Linked DNA regions of Mus musculus: all the other regions are linked to region 1. Evidence: chromatin loops called from intact Hi-C (ENCODE). Cell type or tissue: heart. All regions are shown on one strand. Region 1 holds the start of Pdgfd (platelet-derived growth factor, D polypeptide). Region 2 has its middle 130 kb from the start of Ddi1. Region 3 has its middle 200 kb from the start of Gm23097. Region 4 has its middle 37 kb from the start of Gm23097. Region 5 has its middle 160 kb from the start of Ddi1. Region 6 has its middle 130 kb from the start of Ddi1. Region 7 has its middle 160 kb from the start of Ddi1.

Region 1 (4,000 bases):
AAGAGTGGGATAGAGGAATGCCCACCCAGGGATGAGTGGATAGGGTAGATAGCAGCCCTCCCATGCCTGACTGACCAGAGAATAGGGAAACTCTGGCGGGGTGTGGGCATCTTTTTCCTTCCGTTCTTCCCCAGGACCCCAGTGCTCCCCACCCTTTTTTTAAATTTTGTTCCCAACATACTGAAGACAATATCCAGGAAAACCAACTGCAAATGTGCACTGTACACTGACACTCAACCTTGTTTAGCCTTTAAAATTGAGAGCAAAATCTCTGTACTTTAATTGGGAGGGGGGTCACCCAAAACATACCATCACAATATTTTACAAAAACACTGCTATCCAGTAGGGATTTGAGTTCATAGGCCACACACCTCAACACTTTGGATAACTTGGAGACACTGCACTTTGTTCTACATTCTACCTGTCATCAGAAAGCAATTTCCAAGAGCCTTTTAAGGAAGTCTGAATTTAGAACATATTCAAGAAAGACACTGATTAGTGACTAAGGTGGCTACTATCATGTTACCAAGATGGTTAAATGTTTCTAGTTCAATCAAGCCACTAAGAACAACTCAATGATTTCCTTGATGGGAGGAGCAAGTGGAGTGATATGGAAGCAAGTGGAGGCTCTGGGTACTTTAACCAAGTAAGAGAATGAGCTTCATGTAGGATAACAAAAGCCAAAAATGTCTTGGGATATTACAGGTACCCAACACAAGGACTGTACCTTGCTAGGACCACAGGCTACAGCTGAGGGCCTAAGTTCCAGGAGAAAAGCTCAATGAGGAGTTTCTAGGACCTATTTTTCCCATGTATCTTGCACAGGACAGGAAAACAAGCATGCTTACTCAGTACCTTTCTTAGGACAGCCATTTCAGGAGCTTGGAAAACTTCCGTACAAAGGAAACCAACCAAAGAAGCCAGGTACCTTGTGCTACAAGAACATTCCAGGAACTCTGCCTCCCACACACTTAGTTCCTGACCCTTGTTGAACTCCAAGGGAAAGTCACTTGAGGGACATAAAGGACAACACTGACTTCTTTTGAAAACAAATGATTTATACATGGCCAGTCTGCTGCAAAAATAACCACAGTGTTGAAACGTGTCATCCCTACTCCCCTAACTAAAATAAAAAAATAAATAAGAATTACATTATCCAGTAAAGGCCATTGGACTCCACCGCCCACCACAATGCCAAGATGAGCACAGCCTGCAGCTTTCAAAGCCTGGAAGGAGACACCCACATCCTGGTGTCAACTACTCCAGGACACACACCTACTGATATGATTCTAAGTTGCAGGGAGAAAGCCACTTGACCCCACCCCCCAGTGTACTCCAGCACTTCCCCCAGTGGCCTCCAGGACACTTCAAAACACTCTCTAGTAGTTATAGAATGAGGGGCAATTTTAGCGGGGGGTGGGGGGGGTGGGGAAGGGTGAGGAGCAGGCAGGAGAATCCTTTCCAGAGAATGCCTTCTGAGTTCATTTGAAAAATTCAAAATCGGAGGAGGTGGGGTCTGGTGAATGACCCAAAGAACCTTGACAATAGCAAATGTGACCTTTTCAATGCTGAACACAAATCAAATGAATCGCTTACCATCTCTCCTGAGGTTGGCATTGCGCAAAGCTTTGATGGATGCTCTCTGCGGAGTCGCAAAAGTGTCCGGATAGCAGCTAAAGTTCGCGCACAGGAGAATGGAGACTAAAACGAGCCGTTGCATTTGGGCTCAGCGACCTAGGGATCGCGTTGCTCCAAAAGTAAATAAATAAAGCCCAAAGGGTTGAGTCGGCGGATTTCTACTGCACAGTCCCTCGCCTTCACCGCCTGTGTTGTCCCGGCCGCCCAGTTACTGGCGCTGCTCTCCCAAAACTTCCTGTAAGCTAAACTTTCCAAGCGCGTGTGTGTGCCGCATTTCCTTGTAGCTCTGACTTGATCAATAGGAGCTGGGCAAACAACAGGTTGACGTGGATTCGCCCCCCTCCGGTGGACAGCGGCTGCAGCACAGGCTGCAGGGAGCCGGCGTCACAGCGTCTGGCTCTTCTGCGGAAGGGAGGCTGTGTAGTTGTTGGGCAGTGCGGCTGGGAACAGGGATCCTGGAGTCCTGGCTCACAGTCCCAGCCAAAATAGCTCTGTCACTGAGCATGAGTTTGAAGGTGGTCCAGACCCTTCCCGTCTCCCAGGGTTTTATAGAAACTGGCCAGGAGTAGGGCACAAAGTGGTCAGGAGGAGTGAAAGGAGGATAGAACTTATCTAGAGGTGAGTGGTCAAATCCTCTGACAGCCCACTAAGTGCTGGCCTTGGTTACTGGAATCTGCTAGGACTATTATACTAGAACTCAAATCAACTGAGCAAGGCTTCACTCCACCTTCCACAGGAAATGCAATCACAAAGAAGCCCATGCTGAGTTTGCCTTGAGGCTCAGTTACCAATTCAGGAAGAGAAGCAGGGACTGTTTGAACACCTTGAGGCAAAGGCAGAAGAGGGCTACAAGGAGAGACTTTGTCTCAAACAACAACAGAAAATGAACACACACATAAATAAATTAGATGGAGTGGTGAATGCCAGTAATCTTGGTGTTTGGAGGTGAAGGCAGGTGGGTCAGCGTTCAAGGCCAACCTAAGCAGTATAGTGAACTCCATTTCAGGCCAGCCTGGGCTACGTGAAGACCCTGTTTAACAAAAAACAAAGCAAAATCCTGTGAATATTGTATGTTTTCTAGATTTTAAATATGTTAATACTATAGAAGAAATGAAGGAGGGATATTTGGCCATAGGTTAAAAAAAAAAAAAAAAAAAAAAAAAAACAGTGGGAGGAAAGAAAGCAAGAAAGCACTGGACCCCAGAAATGCAGTGTCTTTTGGTACAAAACACAAATAGAAATGATTTGTGTGACTGTGGCAAGAATTAGATGAACTAATTTTGTTCTATGATTTTTTTTTGGTAGATGAATCTCAATCAAGCATACATATTTCCTCAGCTGTTCATCAGTGACGTTTGTGATACAAAAGTCCCAACATCTTTAAGGCCTGAAAGTCTAGAGAATAGGACATACATGATATTCATTCATTAGAAGTGGCTGAGAAGGGAGGGGGTTATGACAATACAGACTTTACAAGTTACTCTACCACCCAGCACTGAAGAGGATATACATGTGGGTAACTTCATTTCAGCACTATTTCTGAGTGAGTAAAATGGAATGTAGTGCCCTCTTAGTTCTCGATCAAGTTCATGTAAGACGTTCTTGCTTTATGGATATCACTGTTTTATGGGCTGATGCATAAGAAAGTACATGCTATTGATGTGACCGACAATTGAAAAATTTGAATCCCCTTGAAGAAAAAAAAATCTGTTTATACTGTTTAAGTATATAATCTGCCCTGGAGAAAGACACAGAGAAGCAACATAGAAAGTAGGCTCACAGGCGATGGTACAGTCAGCGAAGTACCTGAAGACACACATCACACTTGTGTCACACTTGTGCACACTGTGGTATGCATTTGAAGCTCCAGTGCTGTGTAACGCAAACAGGTAGATCCCCGGATTTCAACTTGTGTAAAGGGAAAGCTCATGATTCAGCCAGAGATACCGGCTCAAAACAAACAATAGAGAAATTCAGTGTTAGCTTTTGGGCTTCACACATATAGCCACCACACAAACTTAAAAATAAGCACAGCTTTGCAGTCCCTGTTGTGATCACAAAAAAGTAAAGAAATATAAGAATATGTTCTATGGGAGTGAGGTGAGATGTAGGGGAAGGAGTGCCTGCTCCTCTCCACAGTTACCTGGCAACAGCCAGGTAGGCCTGGCCCACTCTGAAAGAGGCTGCTTGCCCCCTCCTGGCTCTCTTGCCTCTTTTGTTCTCTTACTCCCGCTTCTCTCTCTTGCCTCTTGCCCCATTCCCTTCCCCACCTCTCATCCTGGTTATGGCCGGCCTCTATTTCTCTGCTCTCTCTTTCTTTATGCCTTTCTCTGCCTCTGTTACCCTCTTAACTCTCCTCCTC
Region 2 (4,000 bases), 230 kb before region 1:
TACATCTTAATCTTTTTGAGACAAGGCTGCTCATTGAGCCTAATGTTCTCCAATTCAATAATCTTCTAGGACCCTCCTGTCTATGACTCCCAAAGTTGGGATTGAGTGTACCTTGATATTTAGATGGTACTGCAGATTTGAATTCTGGTTGTCTTTCTTGCATAGCAACTGCTCTGATCCACTGACCCTTCTCCCCACCTGGAGGAAGTGTTTCTTAAGGGGAGGGCAGAGGCAGATACTTTATTACCTGTCCATGTCTTCCTGTATAACAAGAGAAAGTCAAGATAGCATGAATCACTGATGTATTCTGAGCACCTGCTACAAGGTCAGGACCTGAAACATGGTCAATTCTCAAAATGATTACTGAGTGAATTTATGAACAAAAATCCTATTAAAAATTGAAACATATTCTGGACACAGCTCTGTGCTGATGATTTGGCTTTGTCTCATTTGCTTTGTTCTAAGATTCAATTTAGGTCTGTAACATTCAGAGTTTTGTGGCTTTTATTCTATGTTCAATTCCTATGAAAATAAAGAAGGAAGGCATGAGTCCAAGACTGATGTGAAAGCTTATTTAGTTGGCTAAAATGTCTGTTACAGAATGTTTCTTCCTGTAGGTAAAATGGGAAATGACTTTACTTCCTGTACAGACAACTGTGGTGAGCTCATTGTATTGGCATTTAATAACTTATTTTTAGTCTGTGTTTTGACTCCATGAATAGTTGACCAAAATAATTCCTCTCTCCCCTCAATGACTCTGTTTACTGGTTCACTAACTTGGTCTAGGCTGCAGACTGCCAGCTGCATTTTTGAGCGGAGCTAATTTGTTTAGACTTCTTGTCAGAGTGTGAGCTTTATGTTACACTCAAGTATATCCACTGAGCCATGCATGGATATGGGAGGAAGCAATTTGTCACACAAACCTTCAGCTTTATTCATTTTTGAGAGAACTAAATTGTATTTAGTGTTCAGATAAGGTTTAAATAAGGAAACACATTGTACTTTCCTTTCTCCCTTTCCTTCTCTATTTTTCTTCCTTGCCTTTAGTCTCTCCTCCCCTTGTCTATATTGTTTTTGTTTGTCATGTGTGTGTGTGTGTGTGTGTGTGTGTGTGTTTGGGAGGGTGGGCAGGTGGTGTACAAGCATGTGAATGTGTGAATGCATGCATGTGTGTCTGCATGCTGGTGTCTTTTCTGTTGTGCTTCTTTGAGTGCTCACTGAATAGGCTGGCTGACCACCAGCTCTCTAATGTTATAAGGGTATGGGAACACATATACCTCTGTTATGTGAGTACTAGGGATCAAAAATAAGAGCTTTTACTTGCATAGCAGATATCTTACCAAGTAAAGAAGCTCCTTACATCTACTTATATTTAAAAAAAAAAGGAGAAATTGCAAAATAATCATGGTGATTATTTCAATGTATTGAGGGTAAACTACCCAGGAGAACCAGATACCCTTAAACAATGCCTGGTAGGACAAGGTAATCTAAGAAGTAGTATCCTGGAATCCCTTCTGATCTCTCTTTCCTTGACATTCTACATTTAAATTTATTTCCCAACTGTTTGGAAATGGCATCTCACTTTCCCTTACTTGCCCTCCAGAGATGGAGTCACCTCTCCCTGTTGAGGATGCCAAGGCCTCTTGCTTTTTGTAGTTAGCTGAGCACCAAAGACCTTGTACTATCTTGCCATATTGTGTCATGCCCATGCTCCAGATGAAATCTTTGCTACAATAGAGACAATACAAATTTCTTATTCTGCCCTGGGCTCCACATGATAGGCCTTGTGCCCTTTGAATTATTATTATTTTTTTATCTCCCTCCTCCACTTTGGCCATCTGCATGGTTTTTTATACCACCCCTAGCTTATTTCTATCTCAGGTCTTTTACAATTTCTGTTTCCTTTACTTAACATGCTCTTAGTTACAATTTATTTATTCATTTTCCCATTTCTTTTAGGCCTGCTGAGAGAGCATTTCTGCTGGCATTCTAACTAGTTTTTATTTTAATAAGCTTCATTCTTTTATGAAGGGTGTATTTATTTGGTTTCTGTTTTGTTGCTCCTTTTCTTGTATGTGATACTTGCTGCCTAGCATCATGCCACCACACAATAAATACTCAGTGACCATTAGTTAAATAAATGAATCTTGACTTGAATCTTTAGTTCTGATCTCAGAATTGATTCTTGATAGAAATCCTTTCTAAAGAATGTCTTAGATTCTGCCACCTATACATTGAATTAGACAAGTGGTGTTGTGATATGACAAGCATTTGAACTACAGAGATATCATCTGGCTTTTATATGCTTGATGATTTGGCAAGTTCCATGAATTTTTCTCTGCTTCATTTTTTGGAAACATAATAATGTTGTTGTATAAATCATTTATACTATATACTAGTTTGTTTCATTGCTGTAAAGTCTACTTACCGTTGAAACTTACCATATGTAAGCTTCAGAAATGATCCTGGCATGTGACTGACATGTGATTAAATAGCACCAAGTCAAATCTCATTCTCACAATTTCTATATTTGTAACTCTGCCTCTTCAAAATGAAATCAGTATGTGGTATCCATGCAGTTCATGTTCACAGACAGGCATAGACATTGTGAACCTCTAAAATATACTTGCTCTTAAAATGAGGCTAAATAACCTGTCTTCTACTCTCAAGTCCCAACACTCAGAAGGTAAAGGTAGGAGAGCCAGAAATTTAACATTATTCATCCTGGGCTATTTATAGCAAGTTTGAAGTCAGCCAGGATTACATGTCAACCCCTTTCAATCAATCAATCAATCAATCAATCAATCAATCAATCAGTCAATAAACAAACAACTCCTATATTTAAAAAATGCAATGGCCTTTCTTGTAGTTTTTCATACTTTTTGTTGATTTTGCTATTTAAATGGTTTTCAAGGAGACTGAAGGCCCACCGCTATCTTGAATTCTCAAGGACACAGTGACTGTGCCATGTATTACAGTAGAGATACACATTTGAGGAAGCATTGCTGAAGCAAGAGTTACAGTGTAAATACTTATACATTCAGCATTCATAGATCATTCCTTCCCTTCCTGCGACTCCACTGTGAAATTCTCTGGGTTTATCCTTGTCCTCTTTAAAAACACCTTCTATTCCTTGTTTTCATTACATCCCTATCCCAGGTGGAAGAGTTTTTGATCTTTCTACTTATCTCACCTAAAATTTTCTTCTCCAGTTTTATTCTCTGCTAGAGTTTGGACATTGGTTTGCACTTGGAAGCATTTTCGATACAAAATAGGTCTTTATGCATTTTTTATTGAATGCATGAATTAAAAAGTAAAATTTTATTTAGTCAGATTTCATATAGACTATGACTAAATTTTCCTAAATAGACATAAATAAATATCCAGTTTCACAATCAGAAGTGTGCAACAAGGTATATGATACTGGAATGTGTTTATACAATGTGTTCTTTCTTAAAGGGCACTGCTCTATTAAGAATAATTGCTCACTTGGGCAACTGTGCATGTAATCTCCTTACATGATCCCTTCCTTCAGTGCATCTGCAAGTAAGCATCCATTTTCTATGACTTGACAATTGGTAACTAGAAGCTTATAAGAAATAAAGAATGAAGGGGAGGCAGGAAGAACAGCCTAGAAAAATCTAAAAGGGGCAGGTGAGGGAACCATCTTGGGCCCCAGGACCTCAGAGATAAGTTTTCGCAGGTGAGAGTGAGGACTGCAGAAGGAACACAGCTTCTGGGATAGACCCCTTTTCGGGCTTCAGACATCCAGATACCTTCCCCTCCAGAGGGTTCTGACTGCTGGATCAGGGGACAGAGCCATCTTGTGCCCAGGGTCCCTTAGAGACCAGACTGCACAGGTGAGAGTGCAGACTGCAGAAGCTACACAGCTTCTGGGACAGACCCAACGTTTCTGGCTCCAGGCATCCAGGCACCTTCTCCTCCAGAGGAGAGGTGTCCACCCAGGAGGGCTCTAATGGCCAGAGCAGGTGAGGGAGCC
Region 3 (4,000 bases), 340 kb before region 1:
TTAAGTCTGCTTAAGCACCTGCTTAGCCAATGTGTGATTATGCCATCATCTGCTTCATCTGCACTTACTTTCTCACTAATCAAACTTCCCCAATTCTGCCTTGCACAATAGCACTGCAGTCTTGTTCTCATAGCTTGTATAGCAGAAAGTGTATCTAAACCGTTAGATGATGAATGCTCATATTTAGCATCATTATTCTAATCATCATAAAAGTAATCTGAAAACTAGAGAGTTGGAAATATAACGATCAATTTGGTTCCTATTCTCTCCTCAGGTGACATCCATTGTTTTCTAGGCTTTTTGTTTCATTTTAGATATGTCTTTCTCTGACTTGGAACTCACCCAGTTGTCTGGCTGAGTGGCCTGCAAGCCTCAGAGATTCTATATTTTTTGATAACCCAGTGTTCAGATCACAAATATGTGCTACTATGCCCATTGTTTTGTTTTGTTTTTTAAAACATGGATTCTGGAGATCAAATACAGGTTCTCATGCTTGTAAGGGTACCACTTTGTCCAGTGAGACATCTCTCTAGTTTCAAAATGAACACACACACACATACACACACACACACACACACACACACACACACACACACACACACATTTTTAGAGTAAAACACCATGGATTTTATTCCTTCTGGAAATGATTGGGATTTCAGGCTCATCCTTTTTAGCTCAAATCCCTTCTTTTCCTCCTGAGATGTGAATAAAAATAATACATGTCAGGAAGAGTCTTAATGCTTAGTGTTCTCTGTAAGGATTCATCAATTACAGCTCAAATTACCCAGCATTTATTTTTAATCAAGAGTCACTTTCTTTTTTCATCTAAGAAATCATTTTCTCACAAGTAGAAAAATCGCATATAGCATTAATAAGTAGTGCTCTTCTTCATAGCTTCTTCTTGCCTAAGGAATTGTACAGTTCCTCAATCATGATGTTTTTACTGATTAGCTCTCACTAGCAACAAGAGATATAGTAAGGAAAATATTTACACATATGTGCTGCTTGGGAATGCAGCAGCATATTTTGGTATGCATGGATAACTCATTTAAGGAATGTTCACACTCACTCAGAATGTCCTCACAGCACTTACTTTAAGCTGCTTCCTACACCCTCCCTATCTCCTCAGCACTTCCAGCCATGTGCATTAACCAAGCACATTAAAAATCACTCAACAGAACTAAAACAGCTATTCCAACCACCTATAATTCCACCTAAAAACTTTTTTCTTTAAATTTATATATTTTAAATGTATATTCAATTTAATTTTTCTTTATGGGTACTGAATTATGTCAATACAAAATCCTTCATAATCTATCTTTACCCTACTGACAGTAATAACATTTTTACCTTATAATGAATTTGCTTTACAACAAAAAGTTTGCTTTTTGACTCTAAACAAAGCAAATTTCATAGCATAGTGTTATGGAAGAAACACAAATGAAGATCTTACCTTCTTCGATGTGTGTAACTCTGGAGCCCTCTCACATAATAGAGGTACAAATTCTGGCCCTTTCCTAAATGCTTTATTATTATTGTTATTGACTTTCATACATATTACAGTAAAATATTTCTTTCTATTTCCTCTTCTCTGTGGTTAGTTTTGTGTCAACTTGACACAAACTAATCATCAGAGAAGGAGTCTCAATGAGAAGATGCCTCCAAAAGGTGGTGCTCTAGGTAAGCTTATAGGGCAAGTGTCAAATTAGTGATTAATGTTAGGTCCCAGCTCACTGTGGGTACTGGCACTGTTAAGCTGGTGAAATCAGGCTGAGCAAGCCATGTGGAACAAACAAGCAAACAGTATTCCTCCATGGCCTCTGCATCAGCTCCTGCCCCCAGGTTCCTGCCCTGCTTGAACCTTCATAACTCTTCCTTTGATGATGAATGATGGTGTAGAAACATAAGTTGAATAAACCCTTTCCTCTCCAAGTAGCTTTAGTTATTGTGTTTGATTACAGCAATACTAATTTTAACTAAGACATGGGATGTTCATAGTCACCACGAGCACAGTAAATCTTATAAAGGAAAACATTTAACTGAGGTTGGCTTACAAGTCTGAGGTTTAGTTCATTATTGTCATGGCAGTAAGCATGGTAGCATGAACCCAGACATGATGCTGGAGAGGTAGCTGAGAGTTCTACATCTGGATCCAAAAGCAGCAAGAAAAGAGAATGACATTGGGCCTGGCTTAATCATCTGAGACCTCAAAGCTTAGTCCCAGTGGTATATTTCTTCCAACAAGGCCACACTTCCTAATACTGCTGCAACTCTTTATGGACATATGAGGGCCATTATCATTTAAATCACCATATCTTTCAAACCTTGACTTCTTCCACCTTGTCTCCTTCCAACTCCATGTCTTTTTTTTTCCCCCTTCTTTTTCATGGTATCTGTTCACAGCAGTAAAACCCTAATTAAGACAGAAGTTGGTATAGGGACTGCTATGATAGGCCTCACCATGCTTTGTTTGGAAGAATGTGGATTTTGGGAACTTTGTATTTAGAAAACAGTGGAATGCTTTAAGTGAGGCTTACTGGGACATCCTACTATAAATACAGAAGACTTTGTTGCTGAGAGGGAGTTGAACGGTACAGACCTTGCCCAGGAAGTTTCAGTGGAGAAGAATTTCAGTATGTAGCCTAGAAACTGTTTTTGTGACCCTTATCTGAAGAATCTACCTGAGGCTATGATGAAGAGAGTCAGATTAATTGCATTGACAAAGGAAGTCTCAGAGATGCCCATCACAGACTGTTTTCCTCTGGTTAAGTCTCATGAAAAGCATTTTAAACAAGCATAGCAAGCCGAGAAAGGAAAAATATAAAATATATGGTTCAAGTATTAAAAGGTACCAGGAAGTGAAATGGAGCTGAATTCTGTGTCCAAGGAGATAACGAATTAAGTGAGTGGGACTTTGGGGTAAGATCCTACCTAGCTAAGTTTAGATCCAGGCATGGTGACCATATATCTCTGGCTTTATAGTCAAGAGGAGAAGGGACTACTGGGACAATTGATGCTGGTTAGCTGGAGCTAAGAAATTAGTGGTGATTAAGAAGAGACCAGCATAACTGAGGTGAAATCTTTTGAGAAGTGTTTTCTGAAAGCACCAAAAAGATGTGTTCCAGAGATAGACAAGCATGTACTTCATGCTGCATGTACTTGGTAATATATAAGAGTCACCCTGGTGGTACTGGTTAGGAAGGCATGAACGTTCTGAGGGGGTCATGAAGAGCAGCTGAGACTTGGCACTGTGAACGGCCATGGAAGCCATTGGTGAAAGTGCAGCCTCCGTTGTAGTTGAGAGCCCAGGACTGAAGGGGTCATTCAAAGAAGTTGAAGTTTGGCACCATGAAGAGAGCTTATAAGAAGCTATTGTTGAAGCCTAGTTGCAGTGGAAGACCCCAGCACATTGGAAATGCCTGCACCGTGGGATGATCACCAAGAACAGCAGTAGCAATGGAGTGAATCAACCTGAGCTTAGAGTGCTACAGAGGGCAGAGCTGGAGAAGTAACACCAGCTATTTGGAGGAGCCAAGAAGATCATGTGTGGATCCCAGACTTTGGAATAAGAAAGTGTAACATTGAAGTTGCCTTGAAGGTCCCAAGATGTTCAAGATGAGAGAACCATGGGTTATCTGCTAAGGAAAGCTGCTAACAGGCAATGGGACAAGCCCAAGACAAAGATTTGTTGCAGTCAACAAAGATGAAAAAGAAGTTGGAGATCTGAGGACTGCTTTTTCATTAGACAAGGAAATGCAGAGTTTGGAGTTTTCCAGCTGGTTTCCTGTTTTGCTTTGGGGGTTACAGTGATTGGATGAATCTCAGAAGACTTTGAAATTTGGACTTAACATTGTTGAGGCTGCTACAGACAATGAGGACTTTTCAAGTAGCATTAAATGTATTTTGCATTATGCTATGTTTAAGTATAGCCCCCATAGACTCATATGTTTGAACAAGCCTATGGGAGCCAGGGAGTGGAATGTTATGGTTTGTATATACT
Region 4 (4,000 bases), 500 kb before region 1:
TTCATTTATAAAGGGATACTACCAATTAAGCAAATAATAACCAACCTATAATTCACAGATCCTGGGATATTAAGTAAAGAGAGGTACAGGAGGAGTAAAGAGAGAGAAGTAGAATAGGTTTTAGTGGGTAGACTGGGGGCAGATGGAAATGGGAAGGGGATCAGGTAGTTGGGAGATGGAGTAGAGGGAGAGAATCTGAGGAGATACCGCTGGAATTGTGGGTACATTTAGGGAGTGGTGTGGAAACCTAATACAGTGGGAACTTCTTGGAATCTATGAAGGCAGTCCTAATGAGGACTCCTAGTACTGGGGAGGGTGGTGGTGGTACTGAGTTTCTATTGGCCATCTGTTGTAGTCAGGTGAGTCTTCCCATGATGGGACTAGAGAACATTCAATAGAGTTGTTGGTCAAGAGGGTCCCATTCAAATCCCCCAACAACCCAGACTGTTGCTGAGACAATGAACAGCAGGACCTCATTGCTGAGTACAACAGCTGCACAACTCATTGAACTTAGAGAAGTCAAGCTGGTGCCTACATGGAGCCCTTATCCTTACGAGTCTCCTTGGTGTGGGAAGATACTCTGTGAGCTACCGAAATGAGAAAGGTGGACATCAGCCCAGCCTCAAAAACCTTTGACCTACATTTGTCCTGCCTATAAAGTATTGTAGACGAATGGTGACACAGAACTTGTAGCCAACCAATGTCTGATTGGACCTAAGGCCCACTCCGTGAGAAGGAACCACACCCAGCACTGCTTGGATAACCAAGAACCAGAGATTAGATAGTCCAGAGACCTAGTTACCCTAGTAACCAACAAACACTACTGGTCTAAAAAACAATAAAATCATTCCTAATGATATTATGCTATACTCATAGATCAATGCCTTATCCAGTTATTATAGAGGCTTGCTCCAGCAGCAGATGGGAATAGAGACCCACAGCCAGACACTACTGAGAGAGAGAGAGAGAGAGAGAGAGAGAGAGAGAGAGAGAGAGAGAGAGAGTCTAAATTTGGAGGTCTCTATCAAATCTCTCCTCTCAGAGCACAAGGAATCCTGTTAGAGAGGAGTCAGAAAGATTGTAAGAGCCAGAGGGGATGGAGGACATCAGGAGACCAAAGCCCTCTGAATCAATTAAGACAGGCACATATGAACTCACAGAGACTGAAACTGCAAGCACAAGGCCTACTACACAGACCTGTACCAGGATATATGTATGTGTGTGTACGCGCGCGCACACACACACACACACACACACACACACACACATACATATATATTTATATGCATATATATGTATACATATATATACATATATATGTGTGTGTGTGTATATACGTTATTGGGTATTAGCTTGGTATTTTAAAGGGACTCCTGACTGTAAGAATGAGTGGGTCTCTGACTCTCATGCCTGCTCTCAAGACCCTTTTCCTCCTGTTCGGTTGCTGTCTAACTTCGATATGATAGTTTTTGCTTAATTTTATATTTTATTTTGTCATGTTTGGTTGTTATGTTAGAAGCCTGTTCTTTTCTAATGAGAGACAGAAAGGGAGTGGTTCTGGGAGGGAGGGGAGGTGGGAAGAAACTTAGAGGAGTAGAGGGAGGGGGAACTATAATCAGGATATATTGTTTGAGAAAGTAATCTATTTTTCAAAAAAAGAAAAAAGGGGGTCATAGCCATATTAGCATGAGTAATAGATAAAACATGAAAACCAAACCTTTATAACAAAGACTTTGGGAGCTGGATCAGCACAAGACATTCCTGGCTTAGGCTACCACATGCTCAAGTTAGCATTGGTATCTGGAGATAAACTCAGGCTGGCGTATTTACCTAAAATTTTAATTTCACATGTAGACACAGTACCAGTATCTTTCAGTATTCAGACTATTGCACAGGTAGAATTCATATCTCCCCACAAATACTTTCAGTGGTATGAGCATAAAGAAGCTGCTGTGACTACTAAGTCTGTTAACATCCCACACAGTGTCCTCACAAAGAGTGCTGGACCTATCCATCCTACACACTCAGATGTGTTGCTTAAAATTAACGAGTGGTCACTTAATCCTGTTGGATTTTTGTTTGAAATGTTGTGCCAAACTCGATACTGCTGGGAGGTGAGATGAATGTTACAATAATTCAAAGCTAAGCCTTTTAAAGCTTTAGACTGCAAAATTGCAAAGAAGCGATATTGCTGTAGAATATCCCAAGGTCCTCTTTGTCTGTTCACCGTCTCTCTCTTGACCTACCACTGATGTAATCATTTAGATATTGTAGGACCAGCTTTCCAGGTCAATCCATTCATCTTTTGCTTTTATTTATTTGCTTGAAAACTACCAGTCAGATGTCAGCTGCTGTTACACAGAATCAACACCAGGAGGCGATCAAAGTACACCACACTAATAATATCGAGTCAGTTGGCGCTCAGTCATGACCCAGAACAGCCTGCACTGGACCCAGCTGGCAAAAACCCTGGTCTGTGTAACTCACAACGCACAAATAGGATTTTAAAGGGTTCTGCACAGCACATGTGTTCAGTAGGATTATTATAATCGTAAAGAGTTGTTGCCCAGTGCCGAAGACTGAACAATGACATCCCATAACTGTAAGAGGTTGCACAGAATGAAATGCAGAGAATTGCCCTGCCTGGTGCCCCTCAGTGCTGGTAATTTATAGGCGCCATGAGACTTGTTTCACTTCTTGAACACATGCAGTCTCAGGCACACACGGCATAGAGGCATAGACTGCATTCCTCTAACTTAAGAAAGTCCTGTGACTCTCCAAATGCCAAGAATTCCTTAGACCAACGAAGGAAGGACCGGTGTTTGTGACTATTGTGACTAGATTCTTGGAAATGATTCCTGTAACAAAGCACTTCTTGAAAGGAATGTCTGAGAAAAAAATATCTGGTCAATTCTTCAGAAACTGCTCAGGGATCATGCCAAGCATTGTTTGTATTTGACTTTTAATGTTCAAGACGCAAGCAACTGGTCCTTTGGGGCTCTATATTTCTGTTACTAAACACCAGTTTCCCACTCCAGTTTCCCCGAGTATGAAGCAATTGTTCAGTTGATTTTCTGTTTCTCTTTGTTGATAGACTCCCTGCAACACATCTTTTAGTATCATATAGTAGTACTAGAGACAAGGACATATGGCAAATTATTATTAGAACAAGTATCTGAATGTGGATCCTTAGAATTTCATACATGACTGTATGTTTTGAAAGATATTCTCCCATTCCAGTCCGAACTCTGTAAAAATACCCGTCCATTACTACTCTCCCTCTTCATGTGCTCTTTAACAACAAGAATGAATCCACTTTTACTTTTAATTCCCTAAATTAAGGGAATCCTCAAACAAAATGTTTTTGTCCCTAGGCCACTTTGAAAAAAGCCCCCCTTATTTTCTTGACCTATATACATCTTTATTATGACATCAATTATATTGTATACTGAAATGCATGCAAATGATAAATGAACCAGTAAAATTTCATCAAGTAAACACAGTGATGTACCCACTCCTCATATTAAAACCAGCCCATCACTTCAAATTCCTCCTTTTATGCAACAGCACAAAACAAGGCCATGCTTATCATTCACTTGCTAACGTTATCGCCTGTCTACTTCATGTAGTGATTGGAATGGTCATCAATTGTACTGGCAGTGGGCTCTGATTTGGGGGCTGCAAATAACAGGGCCACCATCTTTGGAAAAATCTGTTGAAAATGAGGATTTATGTCCCCTACCCAGAGTGGGGGCAGTGACTTGGCTGCTTCCACAATCATTTGGGATAATTCAGGTACACCCAAAGCTTTAAAAGTCCTCCCCTGCCTTCTAAAGCCCTGCCTCTTTTCATAACTCTTGTGTTTCTATTTTAGCCTTTAATACTTTAAACGGTATTCAAACAGCATGCTTACCAGTGGTGCACTCTTTGAATCTCTGCACTCAGGAGACAGAAGCAGTACTTTCTCTGTGAGTTTGATGCCAGCTTGGTCTACAGCGTG
Region 5 (4,000 bases), 260 kb before region 1:
AAGCTCAACACAGAACTTTAGCACAAGGATTTTATCAACACCATTGTCTAATTCTGTCTTTGAGGGACTAACTCCTGCTACCAATTCTGTATCAATTAGCTTCCAGTTAGGAGACAAAACACTCAGGGAAAGTTTAATATAAAACATTATATTAAATGGTATGACAGGAATTGAACCATAGGAAGCTAGAAGTATTTAAAAAGAACATTAAAGCATTTCTTAGGACTGAATTAGAGTTCCTGAAGAAGAAACAGGCATGGAAGAAGTTCTCCTTGTTCAGATTTAAACATTCTTGGAGGCATACTTCAGTGAACTTATTGAGAAATTTCCAAAGTTTCACCAGTAAAAGGTAAGCAGAAGATGATATTTAGAATGTAAGTGGCTAGGCAAATAATTGAACTACTTAAATCAGGGTTTATCATCAGAAGGTCTAATTAGGGTCTTCATCCAAACAATTGGGTGCTTCCAAAAGTAGATGGAACTACCTAGTCCATCATCAGCATCATTGACATTCGTGTGGTAGAAAGAACAAAGAAACCAAACAGTAGTGCTCCAGTGCGGACAGAGTAGCCCTCCATCTATAAAAACTCCCTCCACCATTGCCTGTCATTGCCAATGTTTACTTTATGTATTTGTAGGACTGGCATGACAGCTTGGTGAGTAAAGTACTCACCATACAAGTGTGTGGATCTGAGTTTGAATTCCTAGTCCCCAAAATGAAACTGCAGGTATAGTGGCACACACCAGTAACCCTAGTGTGGAGGAAATATAGGCAGTGTATTAGAGGACTTGGATGTCTGCCTAGTCTAGCCAAATTGGTGAACTTGAGGTTCAGAGAGAGACTCTGTTCAAAAATAAGATGGCAGTGATAGAAGAGGTCATCACACACACACATGTACACATAAGCACACACATGTATATATGCATAAACCTCACACAGATTTTTATGCTCTTAGACAATCTTACTAATGCTTTAATTACCATTATCACAAAAGCAAGAAATAAGTGGTAGATTTGGGACTGAAGAGCAGTTAATGAGTGGTATGCTTAGCCCTTCCTGCCTCCATTGCTTTCTTTCCTCCTCCCACATTTTTAAGTATGCCCATCATACAGCCTTAGAAAGAAATATCTAACATGTCTGTAGTTTTCTGAGTTTGCTGATTAAAAACACCCTAAAGTGGAGGTTAGTGAAGAGGCCAATGGAAGACATTAGCTTTGCCAGGCGTGGTGGTGCACACCTTTAATCCCAACACTTGGGAGGCAGAGGCAGGTGGATTTCTGAGTTCCAGGCCAGCCTGGTCCACAAAGTGACTTCCAGGACAGCCAGGGCTACACAGAGAAACCCTGTCTCAAAAAAACCAAACCAACCAACCAAACAAACAAACAAACAAACGAACAAAAAACAAAAACAAAAACAAAAAAAGACATTAGCTTTTAAAATGCTGATCTAATTTCATTAAGTGATATTGAGAATAAATCTGACATTACCAATTTCATTGTGATCTTAATTCTTCTTTTTCCCTATCCCTATTCTGTAGCACAGTTAATAAAATTATTAAAAAAATTTTTAAAAGCCTAAAGACAGTTTTTCCATTGCTTCTGATTTGCAGTGACAGTGATTGGATTTTAGCCCAGAAATACTGTCACAATTACCTGGCTCCCTGGTGGCCTGTGGAAGTGTTTTCAATTTAACAAGAGGGATTCTCCTAATACTGGATGTCAGTTTATGTAGGTCCCAGTGGACAGATGGGAGTATTTTCCAGCACATAATCTGCACTTACTCTTGCCCTAACTCAAATTGCTCATTAAGCCTTAAAGGAGTGGTGTATGGGAGGTCATTGTGGAGTCTGATAAGCCTTTTTTGTTAAATTGTGTTCTAATTTCAATTGCAAACTAAAAATTTCCAATTTCAGAGTCAATAAGCAATATAGTTTTCCAAGGAATAAAAACCAGGCTGGTGGACTTCCAAGCAGAACCCTTCCTACCACTGAGGAAGCCAACTGCACCATGCAGTTTATTCAGTAGAAGGTATAAAGCAAACCTTCTACAACAGATAAAACAAAATATTGGAGGTTGGCACTGTGAACTTCCTGGCTCTACTGTCAGTGAGGGCTAAATATAAACTCTCCTATTCACTTCCCATTCTTCTCAGGGTCCCTCTACTGTTTCAGTTGGAATATTTGATTGCAGTCTATATTAAGTATCTGAGTATCATAAGTTCTCCAAAAAAACTACTAGAGGGAAACATGGACTCACATAGCTAAGAGACACCCGAAGGCCTGCAGTGAGCAAAGGGACAGTACCAAGAGCATTCTGGAAGTTGGCAGCTGACACAGGCTGCACAGCAAACACAAGACTATCTCTGGTGCAGATGGTTCTGCCCATCTATGAGACCACACGTCTCATAGATACGTGGGCTTATGTGCCTTCCTTTGGCAAGAAGGTCATCTATTTATCCCATGGCTATATAAAAAAAAGAGTGGGCACTAATTTTATTTCAGACAGTTTATATTTCTTACACTCTACCTTGGGCAACTTGCCTATATAGGTCCTAGAAAGTGTTTATTTATAAAAAGTAAGCAAATTGATATATAATCATTCAGTCAGCAAAGATATATTCACTATGTATAAAGTACACAGTCTTGATTCAGCTCAATCAATCTTGTGTATTTGTGTTTATGAATGGGCATATTCATGTTCTTATAGATGCACATGTGTTATATTTATTTGTGAATATGTATAAGACAGAAGAGAGAAACAAGCATTAGCTGCCATATTTTGGATGCTATCTATCTATCTACTATCTATGTTTTTATTCTTTTCCAATTTTCGAGATAGGATCTCTTTTTGGTTTAGAATTCAATATGTATGAAAGTTGAGTTGACCTGCAAGCCTTGGCACATGGATTCAAAAAACAGACCCATGACAACCTCTTTTATTCTTTTTTTAAATATGTGAATTCTTTGGGGATTGGATTCGGGTCCTCAAGTCTGAAAACATGCAAGTTTCAGATTAAGCCCTAACCCAAATCAAACCCCATTGCTGCCTAGTTTCATCCATGTCTGCTCTAATACTCGTATCTATCTCAATCTCACTGCTAGGTTTCTTTTAATTTATAGAATAGAACCAGTAAATCCTTGTGGTTGCTTATTTCTCTTTTGGAGATGAAACTCAGGGCTTTCTCACACATGATAGGCATGCTGACCTCCATGCCTAGCTATACATCTTCAGTGGTCAAGTTTGTAGATGTCAATAAAGCCCTTTCTTATAGCACTCTCATTTAACCTTTCCTCCTATGGCCAAGCCTTGGTAGCTTTAGGATTTCTTTGAATCCCTGTTCTAGTGAGGATATGGGAAGGAAATAGAACCACCCAGATCTACCCCCATGGTCATAACAACACAGGCAAGAGATTAAAAAAAAAACAGAATGTTGCATAAAGCATATTCTAGAATTACTTTTGGATTTCAGTGACCTGTGCTTTCTCTGACACCTGCCATTGGATCAAAATGAAACAGGTATTGGTACAGAATCTATTAGAGTGGAGTAATAGCACTTGGGCAGGCCAATAGAACAAAGGGACAGGACACTTTATTCACCTTCTGTCCGTGTCTCTTACCAACTACATGAGGTATTTTACTGTTATTACAACATAAAACATGCATGGGTAAATATATCAACATGCATGATCACATGCTTGTGCATATATAGAAATAGGGGCAGCAGTCAAATGTATGGACTCTTAAATACATGGGACTTGGATTAAAATCGTGCTCTAATCACTTAATGATTGGACCATGATGCAGTCACATGCCTATACCCTTGAATTATTTACTTTATGACCATAAATATTTCCCTTAACCCCTCTGAGCTACCTTTGCATCTGGACATTAATAACTACTTTATAGGTTTATGGGTGCGGGAGCATGTGGGGGACTTTTGGGATAGCATTGGAAATGTAAATGAAATAAATACCCAATTAAAAAAAAGGGGGAAAAAAAA
Region 6 (4,000 bases), 230 kb before region 1:
TCAACAAACCTAAAAGAAGACAGCCTCAGGAACAGAATTCCAACTTTAACAACAAAAATAACAGGAAGCAGCAATTACTTTTCTTTAAATTCACTTAACATCAATGGACTCAATTCACCAACAATAAAAACAAAACAAAAAAAATCATAGACTAATAGACTGGCTACACAAACAGGACCCAACGTTTTTCTGCTTCCAGGAAACCCACCTCAGGGATAAGGACACACTCTACCTCAGAGTGGAAGGCTGAAAAACAATTTTCCAAGCTAATGGTCTGAAGAAACAAGCTGGAGTAGCCATTCTAATATCTAATAAAATTGACTTCCAACCCAAAGTTATCAAAAAAGACAAGCAGCGGCACTTCATAGTCATCAAAGGTAAAATTTACCAAGATGAACTCTCAATTCTGAATATCTATGCTCCAAATACAAGGACAGTCACATTCAATAAAGAAACTTTAGTAAAGCACAAATCACACATTGCACCTCACACAATAATAGTGGGAGACTTCAACACCCCACTCTCACCAATGGACAGATCCTTGAAACAGAAAGTCAACAGAGACACATGGACAAAACAAATGGATTTAATAGACATCTACAGAACATTTTATCCTTAAACAAAAGGATATAACTTCTGCTCAGCACCACATGGTACCTCCTCCAAAATTGACTATGTAATTGGTCACAAAACAGGCCAAAACAGATACAAAAATATTGAAATTATCCCATGCACCCTATTTGATCACCACCGACTAAGGCTGATCTTCAATAACTGCATAAATAATAGAAAGCAAACATTCTCGTGGAAGCTGAACAACACTCTACTCAATGATTCCTTGGTCAAGGATGAAATAAAGAAACAAATTAAAGACTTTTTAGAGTTTAATGAAAATGAAGCCACAACATACCCAAACTTATGGGACACAATGAAGGCAGTCCTTAGAGGAAAACTCATAGCTATGAGTGCCTCCAAAAAGAAACTAGAGAGAGCATACACTAGGAGACTGAAAGCACACCCAGAAGCTCTAGAATAAATGGAAGCAAATTCACCAAAGAGTAGTAGATGGCAGGAAATACTCAAACTTAGGGCTGAAATCAATCAAGTGGAAGCAAAAAGAAATATTCAAAGAATCAACCAAAACAGGAGCTGGTTCTTTAAGAAAATCAACAAGATAGATAAACTCATAGCCAGATTAACTAGAGGGCACAGGAACAGTATCCAAATTAACAAAATCAGAAATGAAAAAGGAGACATAACAACAGAACCTGAGGAAATCCAAATATCATAAGATTCTACTACAAAAGGCTATACTCAACAAAACTAGAAAACCTGGATGAAATGGACAACTTCCTAGACAGATACCAGGTACCAAAGTTAAATCAGGATCAGATTAATGATCTGAACAGTCCTATTTCCCCTAAAGAAATAGAAGCAGTCATCAATAGTCTCCCAACCAAAAACTCCCAAGACCCCCATCAAAATTCCAACTCAATTCTTCACTGAACTAGAAAGGACAATTTTCAAATTCATCTAGAATAATAAAAAACCTAGGATAGCAAAAACTATTCTCAACAATAGAAGAACCTCTTGGTGAATCACCATGCCTGAACTCAAGCTGTACTACAGAGCAATTGTGATAAAAACTACACAGTACTGGTATAGCAACAGACAGGTAGAGCAATGGAATAGAATTGAAGACCCAGAAATGAATCCGCACACCTATGGTCACTTGATCTTTGACAAGGGAGCTAAAACCATCCAATGGGAAAAAGACAGCATTTTCAACAAATGGTGCTGGCACAACTGGCAGTTATCATGTAGAAGAATGCAGATTGATCCATTCTTATCTCTTTGTACAAAGCTCAAGTCTAAGAGGATCAAAGACCTCCACATAAAACCAGAGACACTGAAATTTATAGAGGAGATGGTGGGGAAATGTCTGGAAGATCTGGGCACAGGGGAAAAATTCCTAGACATAACACCAATGGCCAGTGCTGTAAGATCAAGAATCAACAAAGGGGACCTCATAAAATTGCAAAGCTTTTGCAAGGCAAAAGACACTGTCAATAAGACAAAAAGGGCATCAAAAGATTGTGAAAGAATTTTACTAATCCTAAATCTGATAGGGGACTTATATCCCATATATAAAATGAGCTCAAGAAACTGGACTCCAGGGATTCAAATAACCCCACTAAAAATGGGGTACAGAGCTAAACAAAGATTTAGCAACTGAGGAATACCGAAGGGCTGAGAAGCACTTGAAAAATGTTCAACATCCTTTATTATCAGGGAAATGCAAATCAAAACAACCTTGAGATTCCTCCTGTCACCAATCTAAACAGCTAAAATAAAAAATTCAGGTGACAGCAGATGCTGGCGAGGATGTGGAGAAAGAGAAACACTCCTCCATTGTTAGTGGGATGCAAGCTTGTACAACCACTCTGGAAGTCAGTCTGGAGGTTCTTCAAAAAATTGGACATAGTACTACGGGAAGATCCAGCAATACCAGTCCTGGGCATATACCCAGAAGATGTTCCAACTTGTAATAAAAACACATGCTCCACTATGTTGATAGCAGCCTTATTTATAATAGCCAGAAGCTAGAAAGAACCCAGATGCCCCTCAACAGAGGAATGGATACAGAAAATGTGGTACCTTTACACAATGGAGTACTATTCAGCTATTGAAAACAATGAATTCATGAAATTCTTGGGCAGATGGATATATCTGGATGATTGTAACCTCCCCCACCCCTTAGCCGGAATTCAGACTGATCAGGCTTGACTGTTATCACCAGGAGATCATCAGGGTTGGAGCCTGCCACCCTAACGTTCTGCTACTCTCACTGCTGCTCCTGCTGCCTAGCCAGTTTATATAGGTTGTACCGTGCAGCTGGACTCTGAAGATGATTTGGCGGGAATGGGCCGCTCCCCCTTCTTTATAACTCGGTGTTTCCGAATATTAAAATCGAGCTTTGATCAGGATCTTGTGCTGCCTAGATTCCCTCTTTTCTTCCAGGTTCCAAGATGCCTTCCAGGCTCAAACCCGGACATGTGAGCCACTGGCCGGCCCCAACAGATTGGCGAACCAACATGGAGCCTGAGAAAGGCACAGGACATTTGGAAGAAGCATTGCTGGTTTGGACCTCCATGGAAGAAGAAAATAATTAAAGAAAATTCGTACCGGAGAAGGTTGGTAAGGGCTAAGCTGGAGCAGCACTAAATCCATGCCCTAGATTCACTTCAGTTCAGCAGTGAGATAATCAGGATCTAGGAATGTAACAGGCAGTTAGCCGCAGCTTCCAGAAGCTGCTTTTTCAGGCATGAAGAAAGAAAGGGTTCAATAAAAGGGATTTAATAATCAGGCGGGTGACCACAGTCAGAAACTGCATCAGGCGGGAGGAAAATGTCCCAGAAGTAGAGAGAAATTTTAGGGGTGCCCTGCTTTGTTCTCTCTGGGCCTTAGAGCAGAAGTTCTCTGCCCTCTTTGTGTTTTTTTCTAAGGTCTTGTCTAATGTCTGGTGCACCAGTCCATTCACCTGTTCAATTCATGTATGTTCATGCCCAGTCTGAATAAATGTGATAGAACCTAGTGGGGAAACCCCCACTCAACTCCCGATTCGGTGTGCACCCAAGAATCACGAACAGACTACCATCTTGATGTAATTACATGAGGACGTTTAATTACAGAGCTCTGGACCGACATGTATCCCACACAGGAGATAACGGATGTTGGTCACGAGGCTTGAAAGCTAGGGGTTTTTATGGAGTAAGGGGCTTAGGGGTGTGGAATTCAGCATAGCGACACACTATTGGCTTATTCAAACATTAACAGAAAGAACACAGGGCATTAGGACTTTGTTCCTGTGGGCTGGGGGCTTATCTTTGTTCACATAGCAACCAGTTGATGTATGACTTTACCCAGCGTCAAGGGGCAGTAGACAGAGGGGAGGTTCCGGCCAGGTGGTGTTGACTCAGATAATATAGCCCTGCTGGTC
Region 7 (4,000 bases), 260 kb before region 1:
CTGAGGAATACCGAATGGCAGAGAAGCACCTGAAAAAATGTTCAACATCCTTAATCATCAGAAAAATGCAAATCAAAACAACCCTGAGATTCCACCTCACACCAGTCAGAATGGCTAAGATCAAAAATTCAGGTGACAGCAGATGCTGGCGTGGATGTGGAGAAAGAGGAACACTCCTCCATTGTTGGTGGGATTGCAGGCTTGTACAACCACTCTGGAAATCAGTCTGGCGGTTCCTCAGAAAATTGGACATAGTACTACTGGAGGATCCAGCAATACCTCTCCTGGGCATATATCCAGAAGATGCCCCAACTGGTAAGAAGGACACATGCTCCACTATGTTCATAGCAGCCCTATTTATAATAGCCAGAAGCTGGAAAGAACCCAGATGCCCCTCAACAGAGGAATGGATACAGAAAATGTGGTACATCTACACAATGGAGTACTACTCAGCTATTAAAAAGAATGAATTTATGAAATTCCTAGCCAAATGGATGGACCTGGAGGGCATCATCCTGAGTGAGGTAACACATCCACAAAGGAACTCACACAATATGTACTCACTGATAAGTGGATATTAGCCCAAAACCTAGTATACCCAAGATATAAGATACAATTTCCTAAACACATGAAACTCAAGAAAAATGAAGACTGAAGTGTGGACACTATGCCCCTCCTTAGAAGGGGGAACAAAACACCCTTGGAAGGAGTTACAGAGCCAAAGTTTGGAGCTGAGATGAAAGGATGGACCATGTAGAGACTGCCATATCCAGGGATCCACCCCATAATCAGCATCCAAACGCTGACACCATTGCATACACTAGCAAGATTTTATCGAAAGAACCCAGATGTAGCTGTCTCTTGTGAGACTATGCCGGGGCCTAGCAAACACAGAAGTGGATGCTCACAGTCAGCTAATGGATGGATCACAGGGCTCCCAATGGAGGAGCTAGAGAAAGTAGCCAAGGAGCTAAAGGGATCTGCAACCCTATAGGTGGAACAACATTATGAACTAACCAGTACCCTGGAGCTCTTGACTCTAGCTGCATATGTATCAAAAGATGGCCTAGTCGGCCATCACTGGAAAGAGAGGCCCATTGGACACGCAAACTTTATATGCCCCAGTACAGGGGAACGCCAGGGCCAAAAAGGGGGAGTGGGTGGGTAGGGGAGTGGGGGTGGGTGGGTATGGGGGACTTTTGGTATAGCATTGGAAATGTAAATGAGCTAAATACCTAATAAAAAATTAAAAAAAAAAAAAAAAAGAATCTTTGCTTCAGAAGATGCATTGTCATGATCTGGGTAATTATGAAACCTCCTCTACAGATGTCGTTCACTTCTTCATGTTCCTGTCAGCTTTTCTAACTGCCTGAGACAGAGTGGTCAACCAAATGCACTACTGAAGTCATGTACACTGAAAGTGTTTTTCTTTAGTGCTATCCTTTAGAGCAGTGGTTCTCAACCTGAGGGTTTTAAGCCCTTTGGGGGTGATCACTTATCAGATATCCTGTATATCAGATATTTACATTACTATTATAGCAGAAACAAACTTACAGTTATAAAGAATCTGTTGGGACCTGGAAAGCTCCTGGAATCCTTTCCCTGGGCCATTATCTAAGACTCTTTTGCTTCTTCCACTATCTTGCTTCCGTTCCATATTTGACTCAGGACATTTTACAATGAGAGCATTCCTTTCCTTTTACAATGAGGGCACTCCTTTCCGGACCTTTTTACAATGGGGACATTCCTTTGACCTTAATGTGTTACCTAACACCACTGGTTTGGTCTGCATATCTGAGCAAATTCTGATTGAGGTTTTCAGCTTTAACAAGCCCCCTATTTCCCTTGAATAAATGAAGCATGAACAGAATCTTTGTCTTGTCTCCTTCCTTCGCACTTTCTGATCCCAAAATTTGTCATTGTAGCTCCCTCCCCTCGAGAACCCTGCTGTTTAAATACTGCAGGTTGGGGCAGTATCAACACAATAATTTTATGGTTGGGGGTCACCATAACATGAGGAACTGTATTAAAGAATGTAACAGTATTAGAAAGGCTGAGAACCACTGCTTTAGGGGCTTGTCTGAGTAAGACTGCTAGAACAGCTGTTCTTGGTTTGCTATTTCTATGATGTCATCAAGGCCTATGTGGCTGCAAATTCTTCTTCCTGGAATCTGGGTATAAAAAATATCCTCAGAGGCCACAGACATGAACTAAAGCAAAGTAGTCAATACAAGAGAATTCGATCTGAAGGAGCCTGAGCAAATTTCTTACTCAGACTTCAAGCCCTGAATGAGCTTGGCCTTCTGAATGTGACACTTGGTTAATAATAGTCTTGGCAGCCATCCACCCTCATTAGTAAGTAGATCAGAGAAATCTAGTTGATCAGGATAAGCTCATGTCCCATGGCCATGTCATATGCCCTCTTTAGGTATTAAGTTTCTACAAATGCCCAACATCAATTCAGAAAGTATTTTATCATGAGGAATAGTATTAGCTGTAGAAATTAGCTCGGGTTTGCTTTCAAATCATAGAAATACCTGTTGATTTTCTACTATTTGGTGCTGCTAAATTTCCCCATATAGTGCTCGTACTTATCAGAGGTGCTAGGTCTGTTATCTCAGCTATTGATTTATCTGCTATAAAGACTACTGGCAGCTTGGCTGGTTTTGTGGCTCAAACTTGCATTAAGTCTTCTCTTGCTCTCATTCCCACTGACAGAGTTTTATGTGTCTAAGAGTTGAAACGGCACACAAAATATTTTATAAATTGCCTCCCCAATTCTAGAATACATGTCAGCTATCACTGATCTTGTCCCTGATAGGTAACAGAATGAAAATCTCTCTCTCTCTCTCTCTCTCTCTCTCTCTCTCTCTCCATCTTGAAAGGATCATCTTGACATATTGTGTGAGCATGAACCATTTACTTCACTGAAGTATCAGGTACCTGAAGTCTGTAGGTTTTCTCTCTCATTCCTACTTTATGCATGTCTTACTGAAGGATTTATAGTGTTTTCTAAATTCTCATCATCAGACATAAAGAATGCAATGTCATTGATACTGTGGTCTGGTGTAAGGTTTGATGGAAGGAGACAACTGTGGTTCTTTTTGAGAAAAACTGACAATACTCTGTTTAAGAATGTAAGGGTATGCTGTTTGTGCTAATAGTGTTTGACTATGGTGATTCAAATGCATTATGTGTTACTGAGAACGTGCATAAAAGGTTTTTTTCAGGTCAGTAGTTGCATGCAAGTGCTCATATTCATGCTGAGTTTCCCTAAGCTAATACAAAAGGAACAGCAGGAGTTTTCAAATCACCATCTGTGACCATTGCAACAGTCTCTGGTTGTAGGTTCTCCAAAGATTCTGAAGAGTTCAAAGGGGAATATGACCCCACTGATAATTCTTTAAATCTTTGATGGAAGCCTTACTTTACATTCCTAAGTCCCAAGTATTGCTTCTGTTGATGATAATGGCAATGAGATATGTTTCATGGGCTTCTATTGAGTCTTTCCTTCCATATTGACTCCCTTACCCTGCTTCTAGAGTCAACATGAAAACAAACACTATCTACGGTGGGTTGTATTTCAAGCAAGTTCATGTTTTATTTGATTATGATACTGTTAGTAACATTATTTTAGGTCCTCAAGAACAGACATCAATTCAAGACTATTATGTAACAATTCCCCTCAAGTCTAAGCATTTGCTGTGATCTCAATGCATTCTAAATATGTTCTTGGAATTCTGCTTATTGTAGATACTTGCAACATTGGCTCAAGGCCACTTGTCATGGTTACTTGATTTCCTTCAATGAAGGGTTTGTGGTAGAGGTGTCATTGAATGGCCTAATGTCAGATTTACAGTGTCTTCACTGTGATGACTCAAATCAAACTTTTGGTCCACAGCTAGAGTTTATTTTATCTGTTTAATAACACTTGAGTAAGTCACTAATCTATTTAATTTTAGGGGGACATTATGATTATTGCTAAATACACATGAGTCAA

The links. Hi-C counts contacts between places; a loop is a spot of excess contacts. Peaks named below come from ENCODE experiments on the same cell type or tissue, not always from the same donor. Only the 100,000 strongest peaks of a DNase experiment are listed, where the experiment ranks them.
Region 2: a loop joins it to region 1, with 9 times the contacts of the local background. A loop is called at or near these places in 5 of 42 quality-filtered maps.
Region 3: it touches region 1 in a loop (2.8-fold over the local background); 3 of 42 quality-filtered maps call a loop at or near these places.
Region 4: it touches region 1 in a loop (13-fold over the local background); 5 of 42 quality-filtered maps call a loop at or near these places.
Region 5: it touches region 1 in a loop (7-fold over the local background); 2 of 42 quality-filtered maps call a loop at or near these places.
Region 6: it touches region 1 in a loop (2.3-fold over the local background); 5 of 42 quality-filtered maps call a loop at or near these places.
Region 7: a loop joins it to region 1, with 11 times the contacts of the local background. A loop is called at or near these places in 2 of 42 quality-filtered maps.

Annotation. Positions count from the first base shown.
Region 1 is chr9:6,166,515-6,170,514 of GRCm38, reverse strand. Pdgfd (platelet-derived growth factor, D polypeptide) reads right to left here and starts at 2,029. Exons shown (of 7, transcript NM_027924.3): 1 at 1,597-2,029. The coding sequence starts at 1,720. In heart, CTCF peaks have their summits at 1,324 and 1,988; DNase peaks (open chromatin) are centred at 1,254 and 2,044; H3K4me3 peaks cover 1,745 bases; H3K27ac peaks cover 1,903 bases.
Region 2 is chr9:6,398,729-6,402,728 of GRCm38, reverse strand. It overlaps a transcript of Pdgfd not described here. Among named protein-coding and RNA genes, the nearest start is that of Ddi1, 130 kb to the right of the region's middle. In heart, no CTCF peak of the experiment used is centred here; no DNase peak of the experiment used is centred here.
Region 3 is chr9:6,505,150-6,509,149 of GRCm38, reverse strand. It overlaps a transcript of Pdgfd not described here. Among named protein-coding and RNA genes, the nearest start is that of Gm23097, 200 kb to the left of the region's middle. In heart, a CTCF peak has its summit at 1,676; no DNase peak of the experiment used is centred here.
Region 4 is chr9:6,667,027-6,671,026 of GRCm38, reverse strand. No RefSeq gene overlaps it. Among named protein-coding and RNA genes, the nearest start is that of Gm23097, 37 kb to the left of the region's middle. In heart, a CTCF peak has its summit at 2,369; a DNase peak (open chromatin) is centred at 2,376.
Region 5 is chr9:6,422,542-6,426,541 of GRCm38, reverse strand. It overlaps a transcript of Pdgfd not described here. Among named protein-coding and RNA genes, the nearest start is that of Ddi1, 160 kb to the right of the region's middle. In heart, a CTCF peak has its summit at 2,176; no DNase peak of the experiment used is centred here.
Region 6 is chr9:6,393,197-6,397,196 of GRCm38, reverse strand. It overlaps a transcript of Pdgfd not described here. Among named protein-coding and RNA genes, the nearest start is that of Ddi1, 130 kb to the right of the region's middle. In heart, no CTCF peak of the experiment used is centred here; no DNase peak of the experiment used is centred here.
Region 7 is chr9:6,428,761-6,432,760 of GRCm38, reverse strand. It overlaps a transcript of Pdgfd not described here. Among named protein-coding and RNA genes, the nearest start is that of Ddi1, 160 kb to the right of the region's middle. In heart, no CTCF peak of the experiment used is centred here; a DNase peak (open chromatin) is centred at 1,710.